Regions from separate parts of the Mus musculus genome. Here all the other regions are linked to region 2. A link is a loop called in an ENCODE intact Hi-C map of the cell type or tissue named here. Cell type or tissue: heart. All regions are shown on one strand. Region 1 holds the start of Nmt2 (N-myristoyltransferase 2). Region 2 holds the start of Dclre1c (DNA cross-link repair 1C). Region 3 holds the start of Hspa14 (heat shock protein 14). Region 4 holds the start of Suv39h2 (suppressor of variegation 3-9 2).

Region 1 (8,000 bases), 140 kb before region 2:
AGCCTACATGGTTGAATTTCAAGCCAGTTTAAAAAACAAGACAAAACAAAACAAAACCATAAACAAAAACAAAAATACTGATGGATTGCACCTGAGGAATGAGACCCAAGGTTGTTCTCTGGCCTCCAAACACACAGACATACCTATATGTACATTTGCACACACAAACATGGAAACATAATATTTATTATTGGCTTTAAAATGTGCTTTATATCTAAGCATGCTATGTGTCCCTGGTTATATTGAATTATGTCATCCCCACCCAGTCGGACTGCTGTTGTTGGACAAAAGAAAGGAAAGAAGTGTAGTAGGAGGGACAAGCATTGGAGTCTCCAGACAAGTCTTACAGATAAGTAAGAACCCTTGTGTATTCACAGGAATGGACACAGAGCAGCCGTGTATAGACACCATTGTCTGTTTCTCAAAAACTTAAATAGCATATGATTCAGCCACTTTACTTCTGTTTGAATTGTTCACCAGAACTGAAAGCAAGGTCTTGCTTTCATAGTACCCAAAGAATGGAAAAAAATTCAATGCCCACTGATGAATGGACTCATAACACATACAGGCAATGGAATAGTATTTAGCTTTCAAAGGAAAGGAAGCGCCAACACATGCTTTAACATAAAGGATGTTGAGACCATTATATTATGTGAAATAAATCAATCTTAAAAAAAAAAGGTGAAGAGTTTATATGACTTTCTACAGTAGTCAGATTTACATACACAAAAGTAGACCGGTATTTCCCACAGTCTGACCAGAAGATGTAACCAAGGAGTTGCTTAATGGGTATAGAGGTGTAGTTCAGCAAGGGGAAATGTTCTACGTATTGGTGGTGTGAAATGAAACCAACCTATATGCTTACAAAATGTTTGACAGTAAGTTCTACACTGCATATTTTATGACGCTTAAAAATATACTTTAAGCCGGGCGTGGTGGCGCATGCCTTTAATCCCAGCACTCGGGAGGCAGAGGCAGGTGAATTTCTGAGTTCGAGGCCAGCCTGGTCTACAGAGTGAGTTCCAGGACAGCCAGGGCTATACAGAGAAACCCTGTCTCGAAAAACCAAAAAAAAAAAATATATATATATATATATATATATATATATACTTTAAAAAGAAGTGAACAAGATCAACAACACAATCTTGTACTTGTATTCCATAAAAAGATAAGCCAAGCAGAAGGAGAAAGTCCCACGGGACACTTTTAACACACTGGCAAACACTCTGCACAAGTGTTTTCCCCTCAACTTGGATTTCATCTTCCCGACACTGCCACTTGGCTCTGACTCCTGGATGAAGCCAGAGAGAGACAGAAAGCCCTTTGGAGGCGAGGTGAGTTTCTGCACATGATGATAGAATTTAGGACTCCTCCGGGGCTGGCCACAAACTTCTCTCTCCTGTAAAAGATTAATATTCTGCAGAGAAGCATTTGGATTATATAAGGCTTCAATCTAACACTGTGCAAATGTCTGGCCCTGTTCCTTTGCATTCTGCAGAACAATGTTCCCTGCTTGTCATTATTTTCTGATGTTTACTGAATTCTAATGTCCTCTCTTCAATTTCTCCAGAATTATTTGCTTTCTTGATTTTTTTTTTTTTTTTGGTTTCTTAGGTAATGTTTGTTGAAAGTTAAAATAAATAAATGTGTGCTGTATTTCCTTTGCCTTGGGAGTTTGAAAAATGCTTGAACATGTTATAGACATGGGTTGCTCTGAGCTCAGAGAGCACCTGACTCTTGTGTCTCAGGATAAGAAACTGCACTGGGGAACACACGGTTAGAAATAGTTACTTTACTAAGAAAGAAATGGCACTCCTGAGAAACAGAGTGGGTTAGTGGGCTGAGGGAAGGGCCTCAAAAGACTATGCCATAAGACACAGGAACCTTCACAGGACATTCAGAAAGCACCAGTCTCTCACACATTTGAATACAATGTGCTTATAATGTGTTTTTCTATTCTGTGCTATGTGGACTGAGGGTAGGGGGTGGGAGGGAAGGCTTCCATGTTTTCTTTGCCTATTGGCTTCCTTTATATGTTAATCTTGATATTGATTTCCCCAGTCTCTATTGTCTTGCCACCAAGCCCTCTGACAGGTTAAAATGACTGACTTCATACCTCCTGGTTAGGTCTCTGTTGACAGGTTAATTATTCAGCTATATTCAGTTTATGAAGATGAGGGTCAGGAACCTTAGTCATCTCTGCCTGCCTTTATCCTAAAGTCTGAACCTAGAGGCCACATTTGACCTTGTCTGAGAAATAGTTGCAATTGTTAAGCACAGAAGTGCATTTTCTCCATCTTTGGGTCCCACTTACACTTCCTCCAAGAAGGTCAGACAAATGTTGGGCTTTGAAATTGCTCTGCAAGTTTTGTCTCTAGGTCATTCGAGCTCATTGCATGTTAACCACATAGTCATGTGTGTGTGTGTGTGTGTGCACTTGTGTGCGTGTTTGGGGGGAGATTTGCTTTACACTAAAATTTTCAGGTGGCTTTTAGGGAGTTTTCCCCTCGTTACAGAGTTTGGGTAACTTTCTCAGCAACTGCCTTTGTAAAACCGCCTCACAGTCTTCTGGTGGTCTGGCAGGATCTTTGAAAAATCCCTGTCTCTGGAATGCAACCGAGTGCCTGCTGTGGGAAGTATTTAACAGCAATATGGATTTCACCTTTGCCTTATCTGGTACACCCAGGAGATTCTCTTTCCTCTATCCCCCAGTCCTTTATTTTCCCTGAGAGGAGTCTGTTGTTGCTCAAGATGTCCTTGAACTCTGTATGCAGTGGATGCTGGCCTCAAAGAACTCCTCATTTTGACCTCCGGGACTTTTTACATCCAGGACTGCTGGGATAACAGGCATGGGCCACCATGCTTGGCTTTCTTCCTCTCCTGTTTCCTGATGGAGGACGATTTCAACACTGCCCATACAGGTTTCCTTGGTGGTCTAGGTCATGACCTTCACTTAGGAGAGAGCCGACAGACTTGCCTAAAACGACCCAATCCCCCTAATCTGGGTGTCTTCATGTTTCACAAAATGTTCATTCTGTTCTCAGCCGAACCCATCTAGACAAAAACATGCAAGCAAAAGAAAAAAACCAACCAAACAAACAAAAACCCCAGTCAACCAAACAAAAACCAACTCCAGTCATTTTCTGTTGAGGACTCTGAGGCTGCTTGCAGCGGGGAGGTGGGGAGGGCGGAGCTTTGGCTCGATAAGCATTAGATACTAAAATGTGAAATGGAAAATTTTGAAGAACATGTGGAAGAGGAGGCAGGGAGAGCTTTAGGGAATCGCAGGCCTGAGTGAAAAAAAAAATCCCTGCAGAAGTCGAGAGCGCTGAGGCACACAGACATATAGAATCTGTAGGCAGTGGTCGCAAAGGCTGCCGCGCAGCCCTGCAATCCAGCCTGCAGTGACCAGGTCTAGCCTTGGAGCCACAAACGCATCCTCATTCAGGCCACGCCCCAAGCCCAAAAGCCTCGGCCTCCGGCTCCCGCTCCGGCTCCACCATTCCCCCACCGCCCCACCTCACAGCTTTAGACTGAGGAAGGGCCGGCCTCGTGCTTTCGCCCTTCTGCTGGCTGAGGTGGGCGGGGCCGTGCCCGCTGAGGAGGCCCGAGCGGGCGAGCGAGGTGGGCGGGGCAGTGCTGGCGGAGTGGAGCCGAAGCGGAAGGCGAGGTGGGCGGAGCCTCGCTAGCCCAGGCGGAAACGGGACCACGAGAGGAGCCGGTCTTCACCCGCTAAAATAGGCGGAAGTGGGAAGGCGAGGTAGGCGGGGCCTCGACTGCCTAAGTGGGAGAACTGATGAAGTGGGCGGGTGTAGGCACGCAATGTGGGCGGGGCCCGCCCTGACTGAGGCGGGCGGGACTGCATAGACAGGCGGGAGCCTCAAGGGAGTGGGCGGGGCCGGGCCGGCTGTGATGGGCGTGACCGGGGGGTGGGCGGGGCCGCAGACTCGAGACTCGGTGCCCGAGGGTGGGCGGCACTAGAGGGAGCTGCGGCCGCGCCCGCCCTGTCGCGCCTTGCTTGCTGCTCGGAGCGCCGCCTCCCCAGCCGTTCGGAGCCGCCGCGATGGCGGAGGACAGCGAGTCTGCGGCCAGCCAGCAGAGCCTAGAGCTGGACGACCAGGACACGTGCGGAATAGACGGAGACAATGAGGAGGAGACCGAACACGCCAAAGGGTAGGAGGTGGCGCGCGGGCGCGACAGGGCGGGGACCGCGCGCACCTCAGGGCTCCCGCGCCCGCTCGTGGCGTGCGGGAGCCCCTAGACCGGAGGCTCCGTTTGGCGGTGTCCTCATCCCGAGACCATTGTGAGGTGCAGGTCTCCCAGCTCTCGGGGAGCACGCAGTGGTGGGCGAGGGCTGAGGTGGGCGGGGAGACTGCGACTCGGGCCCGGGAACCCGCGACGCGACAGTCACCTGCCGCGCGCCCCCGCTGGCTTGGCCTCACCCTACCACGGCGAGTGGTTCGGGTGGGAACTTAGCAAGGACGCAAGGCCCTTCCCTTTGCGGTGGCGGCGTCTTGGACCGGCGAGGCGAGGGAGATGCAAGTCGTTCCACTTGTGCCTTGGCATCCTTCTAGTTCTTTCGCGCCCCCCCCCCCCAGCCGCCACTAACCCCCTGTAGAGAGGAAACCCGCAGAGCCGGCGGTGGGGGTGGGATAGGGATGCGCCTCTGGCGGTCTCGGCTGCTGGCGACGAACTGCGCAAAGTTCTGCCTCCCAGGCCGGGAAAGGGGCGCCGAGACCGGGAGAGGGGGAGGGAGACAGGTCTCAGCCGACGCCTGAGGGCGTTCAGCTTTGCGGCCTCTGAGCGTGCCCTCAGAGCTTTCTAGAGCAGAGCTGACGGGTGAACGGAGTTCCCGCGGCCCCGACCTTGCCCCTCCTGCAAAACTGGTGTCTGATCTCCAAAGCCAAATGCACCAAGTACTTTAACATTTGATCGGTTTCTCAATCTATGCTGCCCTCTTTTCTCCCCTACAGACTTGATTTTTTTTTCTTCGAGAAAAGACTGCTTCTGGTTAAGGCTGGTATTGAAGTTCTGTTTTAGAGGCGGGGTTTGGAGGATCATTTTAAATAAAGACCGGTGTCCCTTTGTAGGTGCTGTTTGCCTCAGCCTTTTACCCTGTTGGATTCAAACTATGCGCTGGCACAGACTGTTACTGCTGCCCCTTAGAAGTGAGATTCTGCGAACCATGGTGACTGGAGAAGTGGGTCAGCCTAAAAACACGATAGGGAAGCCTGAGTCACAGATGGCTTATTTATTCAGTTCATGGAGAGTCTTTAAAGTATTTGTATTTTATTTCAACGTTTACTTTAAGCTTTAAGAAAGGAGGCTGTATTGATCTTGAATACGTTATCAGATATTAAATGACAAATGTCAAAAAAGAAAAGCTGACTACATATATCTCCCTTTGGCATGTTGCTTTTTAAGGTTTTCAGCGAACAGTTCAGTGGCAGCTGCAAGTACTGAATGTTATCATTCAAGTCTAGATTTTTTTTAAGCCCAGAGAGGCAATTCTTCAGAAATCTTAGCCTGAGTTCTGTTTATGAGTAATAGAAATTTGCCTGTGATAGCTAAATATGAGTGTATTTTTGAAACACTAGCCGTCTTGCCAGAAGTGGGTCCATATGCACGCCAGTGGATAGATAACTCAAGGAACTTCAGCACCCGTAGGTTATCTTTCTGGGGAGACCCTGGACTTATCTCTCTTCAAGTTATATTGTTCTGTGTGATTGGTATGCTAGGGTGGGGGTTTAAATCAAGCTTCCTTCCTTACAAAGTCCAGGATACCCTTGGTACAAAGACATACTCTTCTCTGCAACCACTGATCTGGAATTGTTTGATGCCTTGCTATAGGTAGGCTGTTTGAAGTTCCCATAAGAGCATCCACAGGCATTTTGGGCCCAGTTAAGAGGTTTCCAGATTTATTACACATCAGCACATTAATTATATATTAGGATGCTTAATCAAAATTTAGAGCTGCCCAGTAGATTGGGCTGTTTTAACCAAGAGTAGGCAACATGATAACTTATAGTTTAAAAAATTAATATAATGGAGTAATTGTTATATATTAAAGTATAGAGAGATTAGCAAAACCGAAGTAACTGTTCTGCTCTGTTGAACTGCTTTCCTCTTTTGATTTCAATTTAGACAGTACAATTTAAGGAAGTCGTTCTGTTTTATTTGGCTCATGAATTGATAGTGCTCCATAGAAACCCAAGTTTTCTTTAAGTAGCTAAAGTTTATCAGTGTTAAAATATAGAAAACTTTTCCTTCCTTACTTGGCCTCTTCATTCTCCACTAGTTTAAATAAACAACAAATAAAGAGCCTCTGGAGAATGAACAGATAATGTTTTACCTCTAATAGGCAAAGTATTACTTCTGAGCCAATAGGCCATGGTCAGTACATGGAGCTGTAATTTGTTCAATAGCTCCCCTGTGGCTTGAAAGGATTAATATACACCCAACATTCAGTATAATGCATCTAGGAGTTATTCTAGCTTACTGTGTTGAAACTGTAGATACAAATAAAGGAAAAATACACAGTGAGATACCACTATGCTTTTGTTTTTGCAGAATTTTCTTCATTAGCTTTATATTTTATTTTATGGGTAATATTGAATGCCCATAAACAGAAGATGAGGTTTTGTGTTTAATTTAAAGCAATAGCATAAGTATTATAAAATACTTGAGTGTCATCTTTGTCATGGGAAGTGTGTACATCAACTCTTTGGTCCACCCAAGTATGGTAGCAGTATACCACTCTAAAAGTTACATGCATTCTCAAAGCATTGATGAACAAGGAGATTGGCAGTTTTAAGTAGTGAGATGATAGCTCAGACAATGTAGTTTTATTATTTTCAAATAAAATATGGACAATTAGAAGTAAGATAATTGAGGATTTCCTAAAAAGATCCCTTCAGTGACTTGCCTTACCACCTGATTCGTGGAGCTTGAGGAAACTTGAAAACTTTGAGGCCAATGAAAAGTCCAAATGACTGAAGCTATCATTCCTTTGCTGGGTGGCAGTGGGGAGAGGTTGTCTCCAGGATGACTCTGCTAGGAACTTGCCTACCCCAGTGTGAGGCTGCAGAGGTAATTCAGGGTCTTTAATATGGACTATTCTACTCAGTCTTGATTTGTTCTGCCTTCTCAGTTTCTGAAGGGATTTGGAAAAACTGTTGAAGATGGCCACAATGTTAAGTCTACTTAAACCCAAGGTCTTCTTGCCCTATTAAGGAATGTTTTCTCCACTTGTAAACTACATCCTAGAGGACTCCTTAGCTTCATCCTATGAAAATCAGCTTTTTAATCACTGTGACAATTACATGGGAAAAACAGTTTAAAGAATGAAAGATTGATTTTTTTTTTTTTTTGGACACACAATTTCAGGGCTTTCTGGCTGTGGTCCGTTAGTTCAGTTTTGTGACTGGTGGGGCAGAAGCCCAGCATAGAATGACTTAAGGAATACGATTGCTCACCTTGTGGCAATCAGAAATTGGGGGTGGAGGTGGTACAGGAATGTACTTTCCTGGTAGAGGAGTTGCCCACTATGCATATCTATCTGGCTTTATTTAATCCCTGATACCACAAAAAATTTAGTTAAATGTGGTGGCTGTAATCCTGGCCTTTGGAAGCTGAGGAAAACCTTGCGTTTAAGTCATAGCCAGCATTGTCTCAAAAAAAAAAAAAAAAAAAGCTTGAGACAAGAGGCCCATTGGACACGCAAAATTTATATGCCCCAGTACAGGGGAACGCCAGGGCCAAAAAGGGGGAGTGGGTAGGTAGGGGAGTGGGGGTGGGTGGGTATGGGGGACTTTTGGTATAGCATTGGAAATGTAAATGAGCTAAATACCTAATAAAAAATTAAAAAAAAAAGCTTGAGACAAAATAATAAAAGGTTTTATATTGATTTAGAGTTCTTTGGGTATATTCCCAAGAGTGGCATAACTGATTCATAAAATAGTTGTTACTGGTTGTTGTTGTTGTTACTGTTACTGTTGTTA
Region 2 (8,000 bases):
AGTCAGCACCAGACACTTAAAATCTAAGTAAGATTATGTCAGTCTTGGGCTTGGGCTGTGACCCTGTAATAGCTTTCTATTTTATTCACAGTAAACAAACAAAATAAACAACGAAAGCTTCAGAGGTTTATAAGGTCAGTAAAGCCTTGAAATTTCCATATGACTCTTATAGGTTTGTTGTCTTCCTCGGTAATCCTGGGTCACTTTGCACCAGCCATACCTAGCCGAACAGCTCCTAGCATGCAAATGTGTATGCAGCATGCTCAAAGTGAGGAAATATATTTCACCATCACATTGCCGCTGCTGCCACTATGAGCAGGAAAAGCAAGGTAGCTACGAGGAAGGCACTTCAGAACACAGGCCTTGAATTTAAGTCTGGACTCTGTTTACTGAGAAGACCTTGTGCAATTTACATAACAATGTAACAACTGAACAATAAGAGCCTGTCTGCTTGGGTTGCTGTGAGACAGAAATACTAAACACAGGACACTTCAGACAGCATCTGGAACTCCCCAAGTGCTGGCAACACATTATGCGGGGTAGTCATTCTGTGAACAAGGGTTCTTTGACTGCTTTACACTGTGCCTTAGTGTTCTGCCCAGGAGCTGTAACATTGTAGAGAGCAGATAACTACTTGTTGAACAAATAAATGAGTTTTGACCATCAGATTTCCTAGAGTATGGCAGTGGGCTTCTTTGGTTCCTTACCTGAAACCTCCATAGAATCCTATATTCAGATTTCATGCATGTAAACGTTGTAACTTTTTTTTAAAAGTCTGTCTCTGTCTCTGTCTCTCTGTCTCTCTGTCTGTCTGTCTGTCTCTCTCTTTGTGTGTGTGTGTGTGTGTGTGTGTGTGTGTGTGTGTGTGTGTTGTGTCTGTACATGCATATACATGTGTATGTCTCAGTGAGTATATGCACCTGTGTACAGATGCTCATGGAGGCCGGGGGTGTTGGATCCCCTGGGACTAGAAAGACAGGTGATTTTTGAGCCACCCGATGCAGGTGATGAGAACTGAAGGTGGTCTCTCTGCAAGAACAGTACAAAGTCTTAACTACCAAGCTGTGTCTCCAGTCCTAAACAATGTCCTTCAATTATAGCCACACCCACCTCTCCCTCTCATTCTCTCCAAACACCCTAGCAGTTCCCCTTCACCCTCCATGACTTGTCTCCCTGTCTTAGTTTGTAAAGAGAGTAAACAATTTCTGAACCCAAAATGGCCAAAAATGAACTCAAAAGCAAACACATAATTAATCTGAGGAGATCATACCACAGTGTATGTCTGTATCAAACAACACAGAAGTCTCTGTTCTAGTGTTTGCTGTAGTTGTTTAGTGATGGGTCTCCCTATGTAGCTCTGGCTGACCGGGATCTTGATATGTGAACCAGCCTGGCTTCAAACTCACAGAGATCTACCTGCCTCTGTCTCCCCAGTGCTGGGAACAAAGGGTTTGTGCCACCACACCTGCCAGGCTCAATTCTAAACACAAAACACACTCCACATTGCATAAGCTGTCATGGCACACAACACTGACAAACACTGCTTGAAGTACCTCACATTCAAGAACTCCAATTATTTTTGCTGTACATGCATTTTTTTCTTACATAGAAACAATGACTTAATTATGGAAAGCAAAGACTTTTAATATTTTCCTACCATTATCCTTCAGCGTGTAAGTATATATGGATGGGTTGTATTGTGTTGAAATGTTCAATTTCCAAAATTATCCTTTTAGATGCTGATTTGAGCTTTATAAAAAAGAAAAAATTGCTGGGCATGGTAGTGCATGCTTTTGAGTCCAGTACTCGGGAGGCAGAGGCAGGCAGATCTCAGAGTCTGAGGTCAACCTGGTCTGCAGAGCAAGGCCCAGGATAGCCAGGGCTACATAGAGAAACCCTACCTCAAAAAAAAAAATCAAATTTACTTGGAAATAGAACAGAATTTTCAACAATTTCTGAAATGGTTGTAAATATCCATCTGCCATTTTGTTTGTTGTCTCATTTGTGCAAGGCCATAGTCTCTGCACAGATGATTATAAAATTAGTATCAATTGACTCTAAACAAAATGCTAAAGTTATTCTGCATCCTGAAGCACCAGATATTGTCAAGATTTAATTCTTTCTGTAAAAAGAAACAGACCTGCCCATCCATTAGTAGACTGATTTGGTTTTTAAATATATGTATACCAAAGACTTGTTTTCAAATAGATCTCTTTAGGACTTATTACCAGCAAACTTTTTATTTGCATGCCTGTTTTATATACTTATGTGTCCAGTGTTGTGTAAAACTTCTCAAAGGAAAGGGGTCTCGAACGGAAAAAGTTCAGTCATAAGAATATAAGCATGCATGTTGCTTACAGTGACAACTTGATTCTCACAACTGTTTCCTACTGTGTACGTCGTAACGAGAAAAGCAACGAACAAGTAAGTAAGAGTGAATTTTAGTTTGCCTTGCCTCTCAAGGAGCTCCAACTTCTGAGAAATTCTGTCGACGACCAGACTCAGTGCAGAATGTATTGTCCTGTAGAGACAACCCATCCACAGCAATTGTCCTCCGGTAGTCTAGGAAAGACCATCTTATACAAAACCAAGGCTTTACCGGTACTACTGTGTGGAATGTATAAGTTGGTGTGTATATCCAGAACACTTCCCTCTACTTCCCTGCTTCCTCCTTATGAATATCTGAATGTGAATAGAACCAGGTATTATGACTGCAAGAGTAACCAGATGTTCTCTGACCCTGGCATTCCGACCCCTCTGCTCAGAGCTTACTCCTGGCATCATCCCATGATCACTTCTGCCTCTGTGAAAATATTCTTGTCATATTCTTCATTTTTGTGGCTTTTCAAATGTGCTGAACTCGGATGGCACATCAGAGTTAGCCATGTAACCACTGTGGATCGAGAAACCTCATCTTAAAGGGAAAAAGAGAGTTTATTCTGGGGCCATTTTTAATAACCTTGGGGCTGGAACAGAGATTTGGGTCATCCTAAATTCCATGTTCCAACAAGGAAAGAGTTTCACAGTTTTATAGAAGAAAGTCTTAAGTCAGGTCATATTTAGTGTACATCGGAGAGCAAAGATGAGAAAGCTTTTCTATAGGCCCGAGATGCTATCTGATGACGTTCTTAATTTTTGGGTTAGGTGAAAATAGTGGTCTGCTAAACTAGGAGATTCCAAAAGGTTTTCATCTGTTACTCACAAGATGTTAATTCCAACAGAGATAAACAAGGGATGGCTATTCCCAAGGGCTAGAACTAGCTCAAGATACGATAATTCGCTTCTGGATCTGCAACATTCTAATCTCCCCACAGTACTAAAACCAGTCGCTCAGTTTTTGCAGACACTGCTTCTTTTCAGTTTTCCTGTTTACCTCCACAAGGCTTGCCAAAGTGTTCTGCATAGCAGGGTTTGGAGGTTCCAGTTGATCAACAGTGCTGAGTATCTGAGGAGAACTTGCTAGGAAGGAGAAAATAAATGCCACTGACAAAGTCTTTGGTGGATCTTAGTATGATTACTACACACTTTCCCACCCTGCCCCCCATCCTCTCCCTCTGTCTCTTTATATATCCTTCTGACTTCCTCAAAGTACAACTTAAATGATTACTGGAGGCCAGCAGATCAATGGAATCTTTACTCCCCCCACCCCTGCTCTAAGAATCTATGTCTGAATTGTAGCCTTCAAAATATAGTTAGCTTATATAATACAGAAGAGGGAGCAACTACCAATGGAATCTACTAACCAAGAGTCAGAGGCAATGACTCATCCAATCCTCGTGGTTACCCTATAAAATACAAATTGGGATAAGATTTTTAAAAAAGTGAAAAGAACTCGATCTTCACTAGATCTGAGGAAATGCAAGGCAATATGGTTAAGAAAAGGGAAGCTCTCTGGCCTCCATTCTCAGTTGTGTTTCGTTTCCTGCCTTGGTTCCTCCACAGATGCGGGCAGATCTGCATTGCGCAACAAACACTTCGGTGTCTTTTCTTGCTTTCTGGCAGGAACGTGACTTTCCATGACCAGCCAGTGCTACCCACAAACTACGCACAGCTGTTTCTCCGTGCCCAGCTGGTGCAGTTATTTAAACCAAGGGACTTGGGAGGCTGGATCAGGATTGGATGCCCATTGGCTCCGCCCCTACCTCAAGGGTCCTTTGATTGGATGTGGCTGAGCTCTGCCGGCCTATGGGTAGGCGGTGCGCAGGTTCCCGGAAGTGGCGCCCAGGGTCAGTGTGTGCTTCTGTTTCCGAGGTGGGCTTTGGGTCTAGTGTTCCCGGGTGCGATGAGCTCCTTCCAGGGACAGATGGCGGAGTATCCAACCATCTCCATTGACCGCTTCGACAGGGAGAACCTGAAAGCCCGTGCCTACTTCCTTTCGCACTGTCACAAGGGTGAGTGAGCTCCTCTCGTTACCTATTTCAGGGGCGCTATGGTCTGAAGAGGCAATGGCAGAGGTCGGCACCTGGTGAGGGGAGGACAGGCTGGGACTCCGCGAGGCACTGGGAAGCACTCCTAATGCCAGTTGGCGCTTAACCTCTGGCTTTATTGAGCTCCTGGTCTGTACCACCTCTGTAACCCCAGCTCCTAACCCCAGCTCCGGTTGCAATCAGACCTGGACGCTGTGGTAAGGCAGAGCTGTTAGAAGTGCTGGTTGCTGTCCCAGCGGAGGGTATGTTTGGTAAGGCTTAATTAATTAGCTCATGCCCAAACTTCCCTAATTCTCGTTTATCTCGAGTAAGGAAAACACGTTTCAGAACGTCTACACCCAAAGACATTAGGTAAGAGCGAAATGCCCCTCTCTCACACAGGCACGTGTTTCAGAAGTTCTACATCCCGGAGATATTTGGCAAGAGCCCAAGATCGATCTGTACATCTATCTCTGTCTCTCTGTCTCTCCTCCTCCCTCTCCCTCCCTCCCTCGCTCCCTTTAACCCCCCCCCCCCCACACACACACAAATGTTTCTCACACTATACTCTTGGGTGTGTGTGTGTGTGTGTGTGTGTGTGTACAACCAGTCGATAAGCTTGGCCAAGTGTCCCCCATTTTTCTTCTTTATTATTTACTTATTTTAGGTTGTGGGGCAGAGCTTCACGTATCCTAGGTGGAGTCATATCAGCCCACCCAGGTTCTCATACTCGCACTTGATCTTCCTGCGTATGTCCCCTGACCCAGGTGGGACTTGAATAGCTTTCATCAGCTCAGGGTCTAACCCTTTTTAGTGGTTCCTGTTCCCTACTCTGAAAGGTTCGTCATGTGCAGAAGAGCCAAAGGCCTGTGGGAATCTATTTGCTCAGAATGGTGAGCCTTAGGTAGTTTCTCACAGTAGGAAGCTTACAAAGACAACCCAGCTGTTGCAGGGAAGAGAAATCCTCTAAAAAACCAAATCAAACAAAACATGGTTATGATTTCTAATTCTTTTCCTTGTAGATCACATGAAAGGATTAAGGGCTCCTTCCTTGAAAAGAAGGCTGGAATGCAGGTAATTGGCTTTGTTACTTATTTGTATTTAAGTAGATATCTTAACTGAGAGATAACACCTAGGCAGAACAGGACATACACCCTAGCAGGGTAGCCTGTATAAACTTTATGAGCTTATATAAACATTATGTGGCTTCCACACAGATAAGAAGTTGAACACTACCATGTCCCAGACCCCTGTCTAGTCTTACCTGCTTCTTCTCCAAGAAGTATTTCCTATTTTGAGTTTTTGTCACAATGAGCTAACTTTGGATATTCTTGAATTTTAATATAAACAGGTGGCTTAATATGGTGGTCTAATCACAACATGGAGGAATCAGGAGGATTTGTGAGTTCAAGGCCAGCTTGAGTTACATAGTGAGAACTTGTCTTAAACAAATGAAAATAAATAAACAGGATCATATACTGGATAGATTAAGACATCTTCAATATTTTTCAAAGGTTTATTTATTTTTTTATTTTACATGTATGCTTGTTTACCTGTGTGTAGCTGTCCTATGAGTGCTAGGAATTAAACCTTGGCCTTCTGGAAGAGCAGCCATCTTAACTACTTGAGCTATTTCTCCAGCCCTGTCTAGCTCTTACTATTGTATTTCTGTGATCCGTCTGTGTTGCTAGCTGATGTACCTTTGTTTTTTTTGTTTGTTTGTTTGGTTTGGTTTGGTTTGGTTTGGTTTGGTTTTTTGAGACAGGGTTTCTCTGTATAGCCCTGGCTGTCCTGGAGCTCACTTTGTAGACCAGGCTGGCCTCGAACTCAGAAATCCACCTGCCTCTGCCTCCCGAGTGCTGAGATTAAAGGCGTGCACCACCACACCCGGCTGTACCTTTGTTTTTGTAAGAGTATGTTTATGTGTGTAAATGGTGGTTCTGCTAGCAAGAATGCTAGGCCGGAGAGGTGGCTCAGTGGTGAGCGATGGCTGCTGCGATGGGCCAGACATGATAGAGGTTGAGAATGTAGTAGTTCACTGTCGGACAGAGTTTTGAGTCAAGGGTCAGTCAAAGAGGGTCACTCCAGAGTGTAATCAGGCTCTGATACAACAGGGAGGAGCAGCCTTGATGAACAGAACGTCAAACAACCTCACCGGAAGCACGTTACGGATTACTACACAAAAGTTCCTCCAACCAAAGCCCCTAATCTAATGTAGATGTTTTGTGAAGGAGATCATCCTGCCCTTCGGCTTTTACCCTTAGGGTGCACTATTTGCAGTATTCAATAATGCAAGACACTCCAGGCATGCAAAGGATGGAAACTTCCTTCAGAATAATAACTATAGATAACAGAAAACAATCACTGTTTTCTACAGTGATTTCTTCTAGGTCAAAGTACTTCTAGGAAACAAGTCTTCATTCTGATGCCCACCCTGGGTATAGGAAAAAACAACTATTTCATTCTAATGTTTACCCTAGATAGAATGATCCTACGAGAATTCTACTGCTGTCTACTTGGAGCTGGTGTCCTCATTAGAACTGCTTGGTAACTTTTAAAATACCTGTTCTTATTACTTCTAATTTACAGATGAGGAAACAAAGAAGCCAGGCAGGTTAAATTAGTTGCCCAGTGTCACAGAAGCAGGGTGTGGCGAGACCAGGGTTTTAACCAGGTCTGAGCCTATGCATCCACTCTATTGCTGTGTGACACATTACCTTGTAACAGAGTGTTTTCAAATGATACCCAGCCTCCAGTTTCTCTGGGGAATTATGACAGTGCATAGTGGGAATTTCTTGTTTCTGCCTGCCTAGCATCAGGCAAGACTGAAATTATCTGAAGATAATTCTGTAACCTGGGAAGACACACATAACAGCAACAAGGCCTAGAATAGCCGGTTTCTTGAGCTTGTCTGTCTCTGAAAGGTTTCTTTAACCTGGGACGGTTGGTTTTGTTAATAGAGAATTTAGGTTTTAAAACTGTTCGTCCTGGGACAGACATGGAGGAATGTGCTTTCAGTGAAAGTCCTCACGAGAAAGATGCACTGACACATCTCTGTGCATTAGGAGCCAGCCTGGTCTACATAGCAAGTTCCAAGTTAGGGTGACATAGTGAGTCAGCATTGAAATAAACAAACATACAAGCTAAACCCCAAGAGAGTCAGGAGGCAGGCAAATTCCCCTAAGCAAGCTTTAAGACTCTTGCAATTCGCTGGGATGGCAGTGGCTCATGCCTTTAATCCCAACAGTCAGAAGGCAGAGATATAGGTAGTTTGAGACCAGCCTAGTCTACAGGGCGCGTTCTAGGATAGAGTGCCATACAGAGAAACTCTGTGGTGAAGAAATCCTACAGCTGCTGGGTGTGCTAGCGCATGCCTTTCATCCCAGCATGTGGGAGGCAGAAGCAGGTAGATCTTTATGAGTTAGAGGCCAGCCTGGTCTACAGAGTAACAGCCAGGGCTACACTGTCTCAAACCCAAAAAAAAAAAAAAAAAAAAAAAAAAATCCTGAACTTACAGAGATCTACCCAGTTCACATGAGGGGATATAAGTCCTCTCTTCCTGTTCCTGGGGGAATGTGTGGGTGTATCAGACTT
Region 3 (8,000 bases), 89 kb after region 2:
AGAGCCATGGCCTTGGGTCTGTCTGAATGGCACTGGCCTTTTACTGGCTGCATCCATTTAGTGTGGTGTGCCTGTGTGTTACCCATTGGACTCACTGCTGCATTCTTACTAAAAGGATTTAACCTTCAAGGCCAGAAAAGCAAGCTTAAGCTGGTCTGCTGATACAAAGTACATAATCTGAAAAGTGACAGTTCTGGAGGCATAAAGGAAACAAATCCAAACACTACTGGCTTCGAGAGGATCCTACAGAAAGGCTCTCTGTCTTGACTGAATCAACATTAGTGTTCTGGTTGCGATGCTCAACTATAGTCTTGTAGGACAATATCACTGACAGAAACGGTGAATCTAATAATATACTGGTCACCTTCATTCTCTCACAGGAAACGAAAATTATCTCCAAAGGGGGAAGGTTACTTAACAATTCCTGGCTCCTCAATGACTCTGGCTTTGAGATCTTTCATATACCCCCACTTACAATTCAAAAACATTTTATGCCAATTTTTTGTTTTGTTTTGTTTTTTTTAAGACAGGGTTTCTCTGTGTAGCCCTGGCTGTCCTGGAACTCACTCTGTAGACCAGGCTGGCCTCGAACTCAGAAATCCACCTGCCTCTGCCTCCCGAGTGCTGGGATTAAAGGCGCGCACCACCACGCCTGGCTGCCAATTTATTTTTAATATGCTTACCAGTACATTTTAATACGCTTAATAACACCTACCAACATTAATGAATATAGGATTATAATCACACAAAAACATCTGAATTCATTCTTTAATAGAGTGATATCAAGTTTAGTGTAAGCAGTCAAGAGCTCATGAAATAAACATGCCTATGTAAATGAAATATTCAATCTAATTAACAATCCCCAAGTTTTAAATTCAATACAAAGAAATGCCTAATATTTACATCCTACTTAAATGAAGAAGAAAAGGCAGAGGGAGCTAAGGATTAGAAGTCCCCACCTGCAGGCTTATCTAATTCACCACTGTAATTTGGGAAAGTCACAAATTCCGGGTGCCTTGACCTCCTGATACCTGGCCAACCAGTTTTTATGGGGATGGAGAGGATTCAATAGCATCATAGATGTGAAAACACTCAAACATCGCCAAGCACCACACTCCAGAGGAAATGAAAGGGCCCTACTTATTAGGATAATCTATGATTCGAACAGACGGAAGTCTGGGGAAGCAAGCCTCTGGAATCTTCTAATTAAAGTCATAACAGATAACTGACCTGCTTCTTAAGATATTAATTAAACTGTTTCTCCAGCGATTACATTTGTGAGTCAACTGGAAAAGTTAGTTCCCAGAAAGTGTCACAAAGGGCCAAGGAGGAAAATCAATAGTAGCTGAAGAAATTATGACCAGTGATAAGAGATTTTACAAAACTCAACCACCATGCAGAGAAATCATCCAATTCCAACAAAATAATTCTAGTTCACTCAGTTCAAGGAGATACAAGAATGCAAAAGGCCAAAGAACCACTTGTGACTGGCATAAATGACTAGAAGTGAGTGCTGGCATTCACTAATACTATGAGACCTGTCAGCAAGAAGCAAACTTCTGAACAACCCCCCTGGGGCTCTCCCTAAAGTAACCGCCATTAAACAGTCTGGAGTGTCTCTCGTTTCCTTAGCATTCTGCCCAGAATGTGCAAGCATGGTTTGAATGTTTGGCTACCATACCTTAAAGTACTTTATGCCATACCTTCTGCCAAGGATCTGTTTCACTTTCACTACTGTGCTTGAAACATGTCTTATTCTACTTTGTTTTGCTGCCAGTCCAACCACCTGAAAAAGAACTGCACATTAACAACAAGACTCTGCATTATTTTCAAGAACCACCGATGAGAGTACTCGACCGTACCTGTTCACGTTCCGAGTAAGCAACAATGGCTGGTGTGACTCTATCCCCTGCATCATTTGCAACCACATCGGCCCGGCCATCCTAAGGAAAGATGTGAGAGGGTTAGTTCTCTCACACTGGAATGCACAATCTCATTGAATATACCTGCAGATTGTAATGGAATTTTAGAAATGCCATTGTATCTGGCATTCACTCAGGTGCCTGAGTGACACCCATTCAGGCCTTAAAGTCATCTTCTGTAAATAATCAGTGATGGGACTTATGGGGTTGCTCTTCCTTTGGGAATTTCAAACTGAGGAATTGCATAACCTCAGTAGCAAGACATTCTTGGCAAACCAGGAATTTTTGCAATGGTTGATAATTGCTTAGGCAATGGGTCCTTCAGACAACGAGATCAGAGAAGACATTCTGGTATTCAGTAATTGACTTGCCAAAAGGCCTTTTTTTCGTAACAATCAATAAAAGCACAAGGCTACCCGAGTTCAGTCCTCAGACTACTCCACCTTGCAAAACCTTACTAGGTTGGCAGTGTCTCTCTTTCTTAGATTGTCCCTCATAAACTGGTCTTTTAACTGCCACTATTTGTTTCTTATAGTTTAATAAAAGGCTTCTTCTAGCCCATGCATTTTCCCGTTTAGATCTGTGCAGTAAGCTGGATCAAATGTATACAACATTCTATACCTAGCAAGCATGATTACACGACTCTCCCACAAATACAGCTTTTCCACCTGCTTCCCTACAAACGAAGTAGCTACTCCCCTGGGACTTTCCTGATAAATCGAATGAGACTTAAAACCGAAGATAGCATCGGTTAAATTCCTTAACATTGTTCCTTCTCCATCGATATTGAGGAGGAAAAAGCTATAGTTCCTTGTTAAGTTCTCAGTTCTAGAATCAAGTGTGTACAGCAAGAGTCAGTTCTTAACTAGGAACCCTTCTCTCGAGGGCAGTTACACAGTGCTCTGGTTGCTCAGAAATTCAAATACCTCCCACCTCCGGGAACCCCGAACCAGTGACGTCACCGTGACCTCTTAGGGACTCTGCGGTCAGTTGTCACTAGGACTTCTCTAGCATCCAGGGGGTCCTGACATCCAGGTTTGTTCTAGGCGTCTTTACAAGAACGATGTCCCCCGCCCCGAGGACTCCAGGCATCCTGGAGCCCTGACGTCTTTTGAACTCTTCTGGGCATCCTATGGCCCGGTCTCCTAAGTGCACCCTGCATGCTTGAGGCCTTTTCGTCCCTAAAACTCCTCAAACAGCCAAGACGTCCAGGATACCCTGGAGTATCCAAGATCCGGCTCTCTGTATCCACCCTCCACACAGCGTGCTTGGCCTTGGAGGGAGAGCCGAGAACCCGCAACATTGCCACTTGCTTGCACGCACGGTTCCCGGGCCGATGACCCGGAGCCCAGAAAACAGGGTGGCCGCCACGGAACCCGGAGACAGCTTCCCAGGCTCACCTTGTAGACAGCCACACAGGCTGATGTGCAGCCCAGGTGCACGCCGATCGCCGCCATAAGGCGGCGGAGACCACGGCAGCTCAACGAAGGACCCTTCAGCAGCTTCAGCTAGCTTCCTCGGAACAAGCCCATCAGGCACTGCGGAGACTTCACGTTCCCGCCCGCCTACTGCGTCCGGTCTGCTGCGCCGGCCTCCCAAGTCGCAGCCAATCAACATAAGGATGCCGCCTTTCATCAGAACGGTTAGCCAATAGTTTTAGCGCATCACTCCGCGCTCCTTGGGAGCCCGGCGTAAACGCCGGTCTGCTCAAGCTCAAGCCGGAAAGGCCCGGAAGAGGGTCATTAGCTCCTCCCTCTCCTGAGCGCCGTTCATCAGAGCCAATGGGAACGCCTGGTGAGATTGCGTCACTTGTTTCCTGCCTCTTTCCGGCTTCACGAGGCAGCCCCCACTACAGTAAGGAAGGTGTGGGTAGTTCCGGGTCCCAGGCTCAGCATGCGGTGCATCAGTCCAACTGCTCTGGTGACCTTTTGCGCCGGGTTTTGTATCTCGAACCCTGTGCTGGCGCAGGGCCTGGAGGCCGGTGTGGGGCCGAGGGCTGACTGTGAAGGTGAGCGGTGTGTGACCTGCTTGCATGGCGGCGACACCGCGCTCAGCCTAGCAATTGCCTAAGCAGCTTCTCCCGGCCCAAGCTGTAAATAACATTTCACCCTTCTGCTTTTGCTGTCATTATTAAGGTGGCGCAGAAAAAGGAGTGAAATAGGATTCGTATTAGATTTTGTGCAAATGGTCTCCGCTGCCAACTTGATTTTGTTGCTCCTAACCGAGGAGACTTGCTTCTCTGCTCAGAAGACATGTTTTGAGGTTCAAACTAATTGCCATTCCTAGGAGGTAAATAAAACATGGCAATACGTTAGGGTTGCTGAAATCAAAGACAAGGGTACGGCTGACTAGGACTTTATAGACAAGCTGCTTTACAAAGGAGCACATTAATTCCTAGAGAACGATAAAATAGACGCCTGTTTTCTTCTGTGGACTTGGCGATCATACCTTCAATTCCACCATCCCACCTGGTTTTGAGGGTGTTATAGTACCTAGGTTTTGTAAAAACAAAACAAAACAAAAAAACAGTGTATTTTGTAGAGGACTGTTAACAAGAGCCAAGATGAACAGTTTTGATAGTCCCTTTGGGACCACTGTAGCACTTCTTGTTTTATTGAAGTGATGTAAACATATATCTTCTCATCTTGAGAGCAGATGTACTGAACAGAAAATGGAGACAAGATTCATGTGGAATGGGCAGTTGAGTCTTATTGTAAGTAAATAGTATTAATAGTAGTTGGAGTCCAGCTTTCTATCAGCAATTATCAAACCTTCCTCTAGAAATTTAAAATAAGTTTAGATGTTATTTAAAATTTCTGTAGCTAAAGATACTGGTTTAACAGTTATAATTTCAGTTAAAGATCTCATCTTGGGCAAGCAGGATTTTATTATAGAACTTCAAACTATTTTGAAATCATTATAGATTGATGTATGAAACTACTTTAATAAACAAAAAAGGGCTGGAGAGATGGCTCAGTGGTTAAGAGCACTGACTGCTTTTCCAGAGGTCCTGAGTGCAATTCCCAGCAACTACATGGTGGCTCACAATCTGTAATGGGGTCTGATGCCCTCTTCTGGTGTGGCTGAGGACAGTGACAGTGTACTCACATATATAAAATAAATAAACCTTAAACAAAACAAAACAACAAAGAAAACCCTGAACCTTAAATAACAACAATGTAACACACACATTTGACATCACACCAATGCACACAAATGGGGACCCTTAAGTTACTAGCTCCATCATCTGTGCTGAGGTTATCAGAGACTAATCCAAGGACATCCAAGGGTTGAACTTGGGTTTCTCTGTGACTCCCGACAGTATTAGAATTTTTTCTTTCCTGAAGTCCCTGCCTTGATGACTTTGACATTGCCGCTGCTCTGTCTTTGCCTCCATCACGGCAAACATTTTCCAGATTTGTTCATGTGCTTCTCAACCTTTGGCTATGGCTGGCTTCTGTTTTTTGTTTCTTCCTTTCTTCCTCCCTCCCTCCCTCCCTCCCTCCCTCCCTCCCTCCCTCCCTCCCTTCCTTCCTTTTGATACAGGGTCTCACTATGTAGCCCTAAATGGCTTGTAACTCACTATGAAGCACACTGTCTTCAAGCTCACAGAGAGATCTGCCTGCCTCTGCCTCCCCAGTGTGGGGATTAAAGATGCGTGCCATCAATGCTTGGCCTAGCCATGGCTTAGTTGTTGGAATTTTTCTGTGTCATGCCCTCTGTATTTATTATCAGTCTGCATACAGTGCAAAAAAAAATCAATCTGCCTGACTGTCCAGTAAATTCTACATCTCTGTATCCAAGCCACCTTCTCCCCAGAGTTCCGGACATATTTTCTGTCAGGTGATTATGGAGTGACTAAGTATTCAAAAAACGTGATGTAGTTAAAAAGTAATCCTCAAATGGAACTTATTCCTATGCTATGAGGTTATGAGGTTAACAAAATTAACTGGTTTGTTCTGTATTTCCTCTTCCTTCCTTCCTTCCTTCCTTCCTTCCTTCCTTCCTTCCTTCCTTCCTTCCTTCCTTCCTTTCTTTCTTTCTTTCTTTCTTTCTTTCTTTCTTTCTTTCTTTCTTTCTTTCTTTCTGCTGGCCAATTGCTTGTCTATTGACTCTACCTTCCTATGGATTCTCTACCTTTCTTTTTCCCCAGGTCTACTGCCTTGTCTTGGTGTCTTTCCATCCTGTAGCTTGCCCCATCTCTGGGAGGGTTGTCAGGTTCTCCTGGATTTAATGTTTTTCCAGTTTCCACCAGGTAGTGTCTCCCCCTCCCCCACGGTTTCTCAGAAGATTCAAAAAATCATTTCACTACACACCACGCAGCTATGTACTTTTAAAAAGTCTCTCTAGATGATGTCTCTCATCCCATGGATTTAAAACTCTGTTATTATACTCAACAGGCAGAGTACTGATAAAGGATACATATGCACTGTGGCAAAATTTCATGCATGTTTTGGTGAGACAAATGTCCATCTTTAAAAACAAAAGTTAGAGTTCTTGAGTTTCCTCATTTGGATTGATGATTCCTTGTCAGAATGGCAGAGATGTTTAGAAATCAAATGAGGATATGCTGGGGAAGAGATATGAGACCTTTGCAAGACTGGATCTCTCTTATAGGAAGACAAGATGGGAGATTGCTTAGAGACTGATGAATTCCTGCTCACAACAGTGATCATGACAGCAGGTGTCTTCTTTGTAGACTTAATGTATTTGATAATTAAGATGAGTAAAAGATACGTCAGAAGACATTTTTCATTCTATTGGTGGCTCATAACACTGGTGATCAGTTAGATGGGTTTTTGTTTGTTTTGTTGTTGTTGTTTATTGTCATTGCCTCTGGGGAGAACACTGGGCCTTTATCTTGTCCTACCTCACTGGCTGTTCCTACGAGTCCTTTTCTCATTCTGTCTCACATTCTCCACCTCTAAACGTTGGCGTTTCCTGAAGGTGGTCCCCAGGCCTGCTCTTCCTCCAGCTCCCTTTGTTCTGTGGTCTCATCGTCTGACTATTGCTTGAATATGATGAATTACACATTTACATACCATCCTGGGCCGCATCCTAATTCTCAGATTTATAGTTATGTGTCTCATCAACATTTCAGTCAATGATGGACCATGTGCACTAACATGGTTCTATGGGATTATGAAAACATTCTACTGCTCAATGATATTGAATTCCCTGTTTCTAATCAATCGTTTGTGTTGGTCTGGATCCAACAGACCCAGGAAATGGCCGGTCTTATGAATGACAGCAATATAACATGTAGAGCACAGTATTTACTGTTTACCTTCAACAATCATTGCTTGGATTCTTCTTAATTGAAAAGGTAAAGTGTCAACTAGCCTCAGGCAGGCACTTGAGAAAATATTCTGGAAGGGAGGGATTTGCTTCAGACCTTTAATCCTATCACTCAGGAGGCAGAGGCAGGCTGATCTCTGTGGGTTCGAGGCCAGCCTGTTCTCCACAGGGAGATCCTGTCTCAAAGCAAAAATAAACAAACAACCCAAGTATCCCAGAAAAAAAGGAATTTTACTACACAAGCCCAATCCATGTGTGCTGTTGCCTCTGAAAGGGTCATAGTGGGACAAGGTGGGGGGCAGTGGTACCGTCATCTGGATCCTGTGTGGGCTTCGGCTAACGCATGTTTTTGTGCCTTAGTTCTTTTACAATCAAGTTTTAAAAGTAAATAGATAAGTGACCTAAAGAATAAAGGTTTAAAGAAGAAAGGTGCACTGCAGTATGTTTGTGTTTCGAGCTAAGTGTCATAACAAGACAGGCAAACAGTTTTTTTAAATTAAACAATTTATATGGTGGAAAACTTATAGTAATCTAAAGTTTATTTATCATGGAAGAAATAAGCTATTTTTTCCAAAAAATTCATATAGTCTGTAAATGATTGCAGTCTATAGTGACTTCCTCAGTGTGAACTATCCTCTCGGCCTTCATGTTGGCTCCCCCAGCTCAGCTCCTAAGTCAACAGGCTCCACTCATAGTAAGGGCCATATGCAGGTACACTGTTTCATTTTAGAACTCTAGTTTGCAGACTTACCTTTATTTATGTATGTGTCTCTGTTTGGT
Region 4 (8,000 bases), 51 kb after region 2:
GGAAAGAACCAAAATAGTAACAAACACTGGGAAAACCAGGCACAAGAAAAAAGCAACAGGGAAAACCCTGTCCAGTAGAACTGAGCAACATGAGAACAGGAGAAATTTGGGGGTTTGCTGTTTTTCTTTTTTCCACGTGTGGACTGAAAGCATGATTGGAGCTTTATGTTTGCTGGGCTCTAACACGGAGCTGTAGTTTCCTTTAAAAACGTTCTTAAAACTAAGTTTTAAGGAGCCTAAGTTGCGCAAGATGGGCATGAACTTATGAGCTTCCTATTTCAGCCTTGCTAGTCGCTGGGATTCCAGGGCTACCAGGTCCAGCAGGCACAGCTTAATGGAGTTAATGCATATGATCAAACGATACTCTCAGCTGGACTGCTCAGTCTAGGGCTCGTAAACCACGATGGCACATGATTAGGCTCTTTTACTTACGAGCAGGATGCTGAGGGTGTTGGGAGAGATGCTAGACCAAGATCTCTGTGCTGGGGAAGGCAATGCTACCACAGGAAGACAGCATTTCAAAGGATGAAATGCACTTAAGCTCAGCAGAAATGAAAAAAAAAAAAAAATCACATAATTTATGTAGGACTCCTGATTATTTATCTGTAAGATCTTAGATTACTGGCCAGTTCTCAGAGGAAGGCTACAAGTAAATGGATTATGGAAACTATAACTATGGGATTTAGGTAAAATAGATTCTTGGAAGAACTAATTTGCTCACATTGTAAGCTATGAAACAGTGGACTGAAATGATCACACAAGTCAGTCCATCCTATCACACCACACCTGTAGGGCACCGAGTCAGACAGAATGCAGGATGCTTGCTGCTTCTCCTAGAGGACATTCAATATTCTAGAGCTGGCTTGAAACCTGGGTTCCTGCCAGTGATAGGAAATAGGATTCAGGAACAACACGAATTGCAGGACAAACCAATCAGGCCTAACAAATTTGCTCTGGGAATCCATATGCAAACAGTCAAGAGTTGGATGCAGGATATAAACACCCTAAATATTCTAATGCAAAAGCATTTGACGGTTCAGAATCCCCTCAGTGTTGACCGAGTAACTCTATATCTTACAACGTTAAACAAGAAGAGCTTCACTTATATTGAGGCTCTTTTTATGTTAGAGAAACATGAAACACTGCAGTGTGGACAGGTCTCTGCCAAGGGGCTGGACATTGCCTTACCTTTGCTACCTTGTAGTCACACAAGTACTCCACCTCATAATTGTTTAGATTCCTTTTGGTGATTCCAATCGATTTACATGTGAGCTTTTCTTTTCTACATAATTCCTGGAGAGTATCAAGTGAAACTAGGCAAGGCACACACCAGGCTACAATAAGAAAATAGAATTCTTTACCAATAAAATAGCTACTAGGCTGAAACAAAAACTTAAAACCCTCTCAACTGACAATGTTATAGTCTAGAAACACATATAACAAGAAGCTACATATGTGTGTTTAAGAAAAAGTTATAGGATAAAGAACTAGTTTTGGTAAATTGGTTTACTTTCCAGTGGACATCTATCCCACTTTTACCCACATTGCCTAATTCTTGCTTGGCTAATTAAAATATTTCACATCTAAAATTTCTTAGGGTTACATATAAATGCGAAGGTAAAATGAAGTAAATTTTTTTACACAGAATAAAACTGTTCTCCTAATAAACAGCTAAGACATTTTGTTAGAAATATATCTAAAAGATATTCTAAAATGGCCACAACTTAAAAGTAACTTCACTTCTTTTAGTCAGATGATAAGAATTTAAATATGAAATCCATATCCTACTTTTTCCATTTTGTAAAAAGTCGAGAGATTTTAGCTTCATTTATTTTGTGCATGGTAAAATGTATTTTCATCATGCATAAGCCAGAGAATTCTACTTTAAGTGGAGAGCATAGTGAGCTTTGTAATACTTGTTTCCTACAGTTTTCAAGCCAGCAGTTACAAAACAGAATACAAGGTGGAAATATTCCATAAGCCAGACTTGAAAATCAGACATACTAAACAATACCCGTACGGAGGCCAGAAATGAACTGTATTACATCCTGGATTTAAAAATATAATCACACAACTGATGTCTAGAAAAATGTAACAAACTTCACTACCCCTACTATCAGGATAAATACAAGATGATCAAAAGTCCTCTGCTCTACCCGTTGGTGGGTCACCTAGCTACACAACTTTGGGAAAGTCCCAATCTTTTTGTGTATGGGATTCACTGGAAAAAAGTGTGTTTTGTTGAGAACAGAGGTGACCAAAGAAAATGTATCTCTAACTCATCAAGCTGTCTTTAGTTCTCCGAAGTGGTGGGCAAAAACCTTTTTAAGGTAAGTTTCCAGGAAGGGACAGCGTAACCGCTCAAATTTTCCCCGCAGTCCTTCCTCATCCTTCCCAGTAAGGACTTCATTGTCAGAAACCAGTGAGGATAGCTTCCGAACTCCAGTGACTGCAAACAACTCATATTTCTGGCACCTGCAAAAAGACTTTCCTTCAAATTTGCCAGAATACATTTATTTGCTTAGGTGTGGCGGTTTGGAGACAAGAAAGCTGTAAAAAACGTCTCATAAATCGCTTCTAAAAATCTTAAGGCTGTTTTGTCTTAATGCTAATCTCCTTATGCTAATCATCTGCAAAGGAGAGTCCTCTTGTTTATGTAACCAAGTTGTTTGCTGTTTTATTTATCTTTTCAATTTTTACCCCTAGCTGAGAATCTGAAAACACAACACTATAATGGAGGGTGGTGTTGAATCGGAGGATCAACGTACATATATTCGTATGAAAACGTCATAACGAAGCGTTACGTGTAATTACAATGCACCGCCCCTCGCAACAGAAATGCTACATTTTGGGGGCATCTCGAAATGTTAAAAAGAAAAATTGCCAACACTTGGTTTACAAAATCCCACAGCCAAAAATGATGAGAGGAAAACGCCTCATTGTCTAGATTATAACATCCCGTTTATAAAAACCATTCCACCATCCCATCCCCACCACGCTTCAAGGAGGCAAGAGCTACCTACGGGAATAATAGTGTCACCATCTGGGTGGAGCGGAGGAAAGAGCTGGAGAACAACCTTTTCATTCCAGAAGGCTTTGCACAACCCAGACTTTCAAAGGGCGCGCGACTCGAGCGCACGCACGCGCACTGCGTGCCCCGGCTTCAGCATCCACAGAAATAACCTGCAAGTTCCAGCCGGGCCCCCCAAAGTTTCCCGGAGCTCAGGGCTGCGTGTGCAGGCGCTTCACGGCGAGGCCAGACCCGCTCGAACGCAGGCACCAGGGGATTCCCTTTCTCCAGCACCGCACCTCAGCCCCGCCACCACCCCCAACCCCCGGCTCGGAGGTGGCGACCGCTACCGCCGCAGCGCGTGTGCTTTCCTGCTCACCCTTGAATAAGGCACCTCGTGCACACTCGTCGCCAAAGACCGCGGCCCGCGGAGCTCCGGACCACGCTCGCTGGGAGCCGGCGCGCCTCTCGCCCGCAGACGGCCGCGAGCGTCGCGCCGTCAGGGTCTCCGCGCGGCGGCGTCTCGCCGTTCGCCTGGCCTTGGGCCTCGGGGGCGGACCTGGAGCCCGGTGACACCGCGCTCCTGCCTCACTGCCCCGTGCCTTGGCCCTGGCCGCCGCCATCTTGCGGAGCTTTCATTCAAACTGGCGCGGTCAGCCCGAAGAACTCAGCTGGCCACACGCCCCGCCCCGGCCCGCCAGGGACTCCGGAGCGGGGAGGCTGAGAGGAGCGAGGCGTTCTGACGTCAGCGGAGACCGACCCCTGCGGTGGTAGCTACCGCGCCTGCGCCGCACGGTGGGGGCGGGAAGGGGCGGGGCCTTCCGTGGAAACTGGCCCTGCCCGTCGCTGGCTTGTTACTCGCTTTGACTTCGGAGGTCGCTTGCCATGATTCTTCATGCGGTCCCCTGAGTCGCTTCACAAAGACCTGACGTGCCCGCCACAAAACGCAAAATAGGCTGTGCGGGGTTAGTGTGCGCAGGTAGCTCCTTTCCCACTCTTGTTCCTCAGCACTTCAACCCAACGAAGCCCCACTACTTTTCCTTTCACTCCACACCACCAGGACTCAGGATCTTAAAATTTGACTGCATGTTGGGTTCACCTGGAGAGGTGCTGTCTGTTTAAACCACTCAAAGAGATTCTGATGAGTTGATGTGGCCATGTAGCAGCTGGACTCAAAGGAAAAGCCTGACAATTGTGAGAATCCAACCAACCCCGCCAAGAACCCTCTTAGTTAAGGCAAACGTAAAAGGTACACTTAGGACAAGGACTTACTAACATTAACAGACTTAAGCTGAGGGCAGGTTTTAGCCATATATGCTTGGGGAGAGTCAGGTCGTTCTCGGTTTTACCACTGTAAATCTGAAAACTTGTAAGAGGAACCATTATACACAAAAGACCATCGGCAATTCTGTAAGCCAGTCATGTCAATGCTATTCACAAGCACATACTGCCTGTCTTCTCTTCAGCCAAAACAGCCTAGCTGCCTTGACCTCTCCATTGCTCCCCTTCCAGCCACTTCCCACCCAGCTAAGGAGACTTTAAAACAGAAAATGAAACAAGCCTCAGACTTGCTTTGTCTGAGAAGCATGTTCAAGTCCTGACCCTTTTGCTTCCACTTTGGTGAGCTGGAATTACAGGTGCTAGCCAAAGCTCCCTTCTCCCCCAATAAACACTTTAAACTGGAAATCACGGTCTAGATCAAAGAACTGACTGACTCCCCTTCATGTGCTGCTCCCTCTCACGTGACTAGATTTAACTCAAATGTTACTTCTTCAGAGGCCACTCAGGCATTCTGTCTGGCTTTGTTCTCTAGCTCTTCTTTAAAAGCTTTTGTCAAAAAACGGTCAGGGTAGAGTCTTACAAATATTTTTGGTCTTGCTAAGTTTTATTTTAAAAATTGGCAAAGGATGCTGGAAGCAGAGGATAGCTTGGTGGAATAGCAGTTGTCTGATAGATCCAAGGCTCTGTGTTTTTTTGTTTGTTTTTTAGACAGGGTTTCTCTGTGTAGCCCTGGCTGTCCTGGAACTCACTTTGTAGACCAGGGCTGGCCTCGAACTCAGAAATCCACCTGCCTCTGCCTTCCGAGTGCTGGGATTAAAGGTATGTGCCACCACTGCCTGGCTCCCTTGTTTTTCTTAATTCTAGGGCATAGAGTAGAGCCAGCCACTCCAACCTTCCTCAGTGTCTACTCTCTATTCTCAGAGTGTAGAAGAGTAGGCCCGAAGCCTCTCAGGAAACCCATGAACACAGAACCCCAGTCTTCCCTGTGTAACAACTTTGTCTCCTGGTGACATGGTTAGCAGCTCTGCAAGTGTTCTGTGATCTTTACACACTAACCTGCACAAAACACACCTCTCAGAACATGTCCTCCTCGCTGAATGGCACCAAGCACTTTCTCCCGGATTCCAGGAATGCCCTGTCATTTGATCTCTGTGGTTTTTCTCATGGATGTACTGTAATTTTCCAGAACTCATACAACATGTATCATATCCTAACAGAGGAAAGTATATATTAAAACATAGCTATCTCCTGGTCAAGCAAGATGTTAAGAGGCTTGAAAAGAATACACAATACCAAACACTTCCTGCTAGAGCTTCTGTTTCAAAAGTTTTTATAAAGATGCTATTCCCATGAAGAACGTGCTCAATTACTTTTTACATTTTAAAGTTATTTTAGCCGGGCATAGCGGCGCATGCCTTTAATCCCAGCACTCGCGAGGCAGAGGCAGGTGGATTTCTGAGTTCAAGGACAGCCTGGTCTACAGAGTGAGTTCCAGGACAGCCAGGGCTACACAGAGAAACCCTGTCTCAAAAAAACAAAACAAAACAAAATAAAATTATTTTAAAAATCTATTGAATAACTTGAAAACTCTTTAACTGTCTAAGAAGTTGTATATATTATAAACAAAAGCTCTTTGGATTATCAACTTTACTTTTTTAAGGGACAGGATCACCTCAAGTTTTCCAGGCTATTTCTGAATTCCTGGGTTCAAATGACCCTCCTGCCTCAGCTTCCTAAATAACCTAGACTGCAGGGCAAGGCCATACTGCTTGGTCAAAAGAATTTGTAAGAAGGTAAAGGTCCTGAGATTCAACCGAGGGTCATGGTAAACATCAGCTATCGATTGATTTGGAAGAAGAAAATCAGAAGTTGCTGGCGGGGGGTGGGGTGGGGGTGCAGGCAGGCATCATGCTCTTTGGGGTAGAAGGAACAGATTAGGATACGCCTCAATTTTCATGACCATTGCTGAAAATGTGATTGAACTGCGGAGCCTGTCTTTTCCAACTTGAATGTTCTCTGAGAAATAGAGTACACTGCACACTAGATTAAAAAGGTGAATTTAGGGCTGGAGAGATGGCTCAGCGGTTAAGAGCACTGACTGCTCTTCCAAAGGTCCTGAGTTCAAATCCCAGCAACCACATGATGGCTCACAACCATCCGTAATGAGATCTGACGCCCTTTACTGGGGTGTCTGAAGACAGCTACAGTGTACTTACATATAATAAATAAATAAATCTAATAAGTAAATAAATAAATCTTTTTTTAAAAAATGTGAATTTAGTGGGGCGGTAGTGGCGCATTCCTTTAATCCCAGCACTCGGGAGGCAGAGGCAGGCAGATTTCTGAGTTCGAGGCCAGCCTGGTCTACAAAGTGAGTTCCAGGACAGCCAGGGCTTATACAGAGAAACCCTATCTTGAAAAAGCCAAAAAAAAAAAAAAGTGAATTTAAATAAGCATATAATATACTTAAAATATTAAGTTGACAAAAATATAAGTTCAAAAAAATAATCTGAATATTAGTCTCAAATTCACTAAGTGGTCAGTGCTGCATACCCTTAACCTCAGCACTCAGGAGACAGAAACAGGGGGATCTCTGTGAGTGAGGCCAGCCTGGTCTACAGAACAAGTTTCAGGACAGCCAGGGCTACACACAGAGAAATCCTGTCTCAACAAAACAAACAAAACAAAACAAAGATTCACCAATTATTCAGAACTGAGACTATGTAACACAGAAAAATTTAAACTCTAAAATCTATTTCACTACTAGAAAACAAAAACAATATACATCATATTACTCTCTACCCAGCGTTGCTACTCAGATCTGTGGTGAGGCTCATGACGTAATAATGAATTAAAGCAGATGAAGAGTAGCATTTGTTGGATATTGTGCTGGATAGCTTTATGTCAACTTGACACCAGCTAGAGTCATTTGAGAGGACAGAGCCTCAATTAAGAAAATGACTCCATAAGATCAGTCTGTAGGCAAGCCTGTAGGACATTTTCTCAATGATGTGACTGATGGGCAAGGGCCCAGCCCTTTGCAAGTTGTGCTATCCCATGCTCGTGGTCCTTAGATCTATAAGAAAGCAGGCTGAACAAGCTAATAAGCAACATCACTCCACGGCCTCTGCACCATCTCCTACCTCCAGGTTCCTGCCTCGTTTGAGTTTTTGTCCTGTCCTGACTTCTTTTGATGATGAACAATGATGTGGAAGTGTAAGCCAAATAAACCCTTTTCTTCCCCAGTTGTTTTGGTCATGAGGTTTCATCGCAGCAATAGAAACCCTAAGACAGGTATAGATATTATAATGTTCACTCACTGTCATTTTAGATAACTTGACTTTTTTTCCCAAATAACCTGTTTTGATTTTCCTTTTAGCACTTAAGAATTTTTACATATGTCAAAGCTATCAACCTATAATGAAATATCGATTGAATGCTTGTATCCTCTCATCTCTTAAATCACATGTTAAAATTCCACTTTTCAATATGTATACTTAGGAAGGAGCCTTTGGAGGTAACTGGGTCACAAAAGTAGAGCCCTCATTGATGGAGCTGCATCCCCGTAAAAGAGACTCTTGGTTATGATCCCAGGACTTGTGGTTCTCCTATTTCTATATTTGGTTATATCCTTTACACACCTTTACATGGGTCATGCATTGGCAAACTTATAATTTGATGGGCTGGGGATATGGCTTGAGTAAGTAAA

The links. A loop is a pair of places that touch in the nucleus more often than their neighbours do. Peaks named below come from ENCODE experiments on the same cell type or tissue, not always from the same donor. Only the 100,000 strongest peaks of a DNase experiment are listed, where the experiment ranks them.
Region 1: it touches region 2 in a loop (2.7-fold over the local background); 4 of 42 quality-filtered maps call a loop at or near these places.
Region 3: it touches region 2 in a loop (5-fold over the local background); 9 of 42 quality-filtered maps call a loop at or near these places.
Region 4: it touches region 2 in a loop (4-fold over the local background); 9 of 42 quality-filtered maps call a loop at or near these places.

Annotation. Positions count from the first base shown.
Region 1 is chr2:3,280,234-3,288,233 of GRCm38, forward strand. It overlaps Nmt2 (N-myristoyltransferase 2), which reads left to right and starts at 3,979. Exons shown (of 14, transcript NM_008708.2): 1 at 3,979-4,173. The coding sequence starts at 4,064. In heart, a CTCF peak has its summit at 4,020 (motif pointing right); a DNase peak (open chromatin) is centred at 3,798; H3K4me3 peaks cover 3,381 bases; H3K27ac peaks cover 2,946 bases.
Region 2 is chr2:3,419,936-3,427,935 of GRCm38, forward strand. Dclre1c (DNA cross-link repair 1C) reads left to right here and starts at 4,196. Exons shown (of 14, transcript NM_146114.3): 1 at 4,196-4,391; 2 at 5,429-5,480. The coding sequence starts at 4,283. It also overlaps a transcript of Meig1 not described here. In heart, no CTCF peak of the experiment used is centred here; a DNase peak (open chromatin) is centred at 4,136; H3K4me3 peaks cover 1,618 bases; H3K27ac peaks cover 969 bases.
Region 3 is chr2:3,509,312-3,517,311 of GRCm38, forward strand. It overlaps Hspa14 (heat shock protein 14), which reads right to left and starts at 3,503. Exons shown (of 14, transcript NM_015765.2): 1 at 3,323-3,503; 2 at 1,863-1,943; 3 at 1,704-1,786. The coding sequence starts at 3,379. It overlaps Cdnf (cerebral dopamine neurotrophic factor), which reads left to right and starts at 3,754. Exons shown (of 4, transcript NM_177647.4): 1 at 3,754-3,930. The coding sequence starts at 3,816. In heart, no CTCF peak of the experiment used is centred here; a DNase peak (open chromatin) is centred at 3,620; H3K4me3 peaks cover 2,298 bases; H3K27ac peaks cover 2,007 bases.
Region 4 is chr2:3,471,314-3,479,313 of GRCm38, forward strand. Suv39h2 (suppressor of variegation 3-9 2) reads right to left here and starts at 3,673. Exons shown (of 6, transcript NM_022724.4): 1 at 3,390-3,673; 2 at 1,189-1,334. The coding sequence starts at 3,633. It also overlaps a transcript of Dclre1c not described here. In heart, no CTCF peak of the experiment used is centred here; DNase peaks (open chromatin) are centred at 3,318 and 3,738; H3K4me3 peaks cover 2,554 bases; H3K27ac peaks cover 2,390 bases.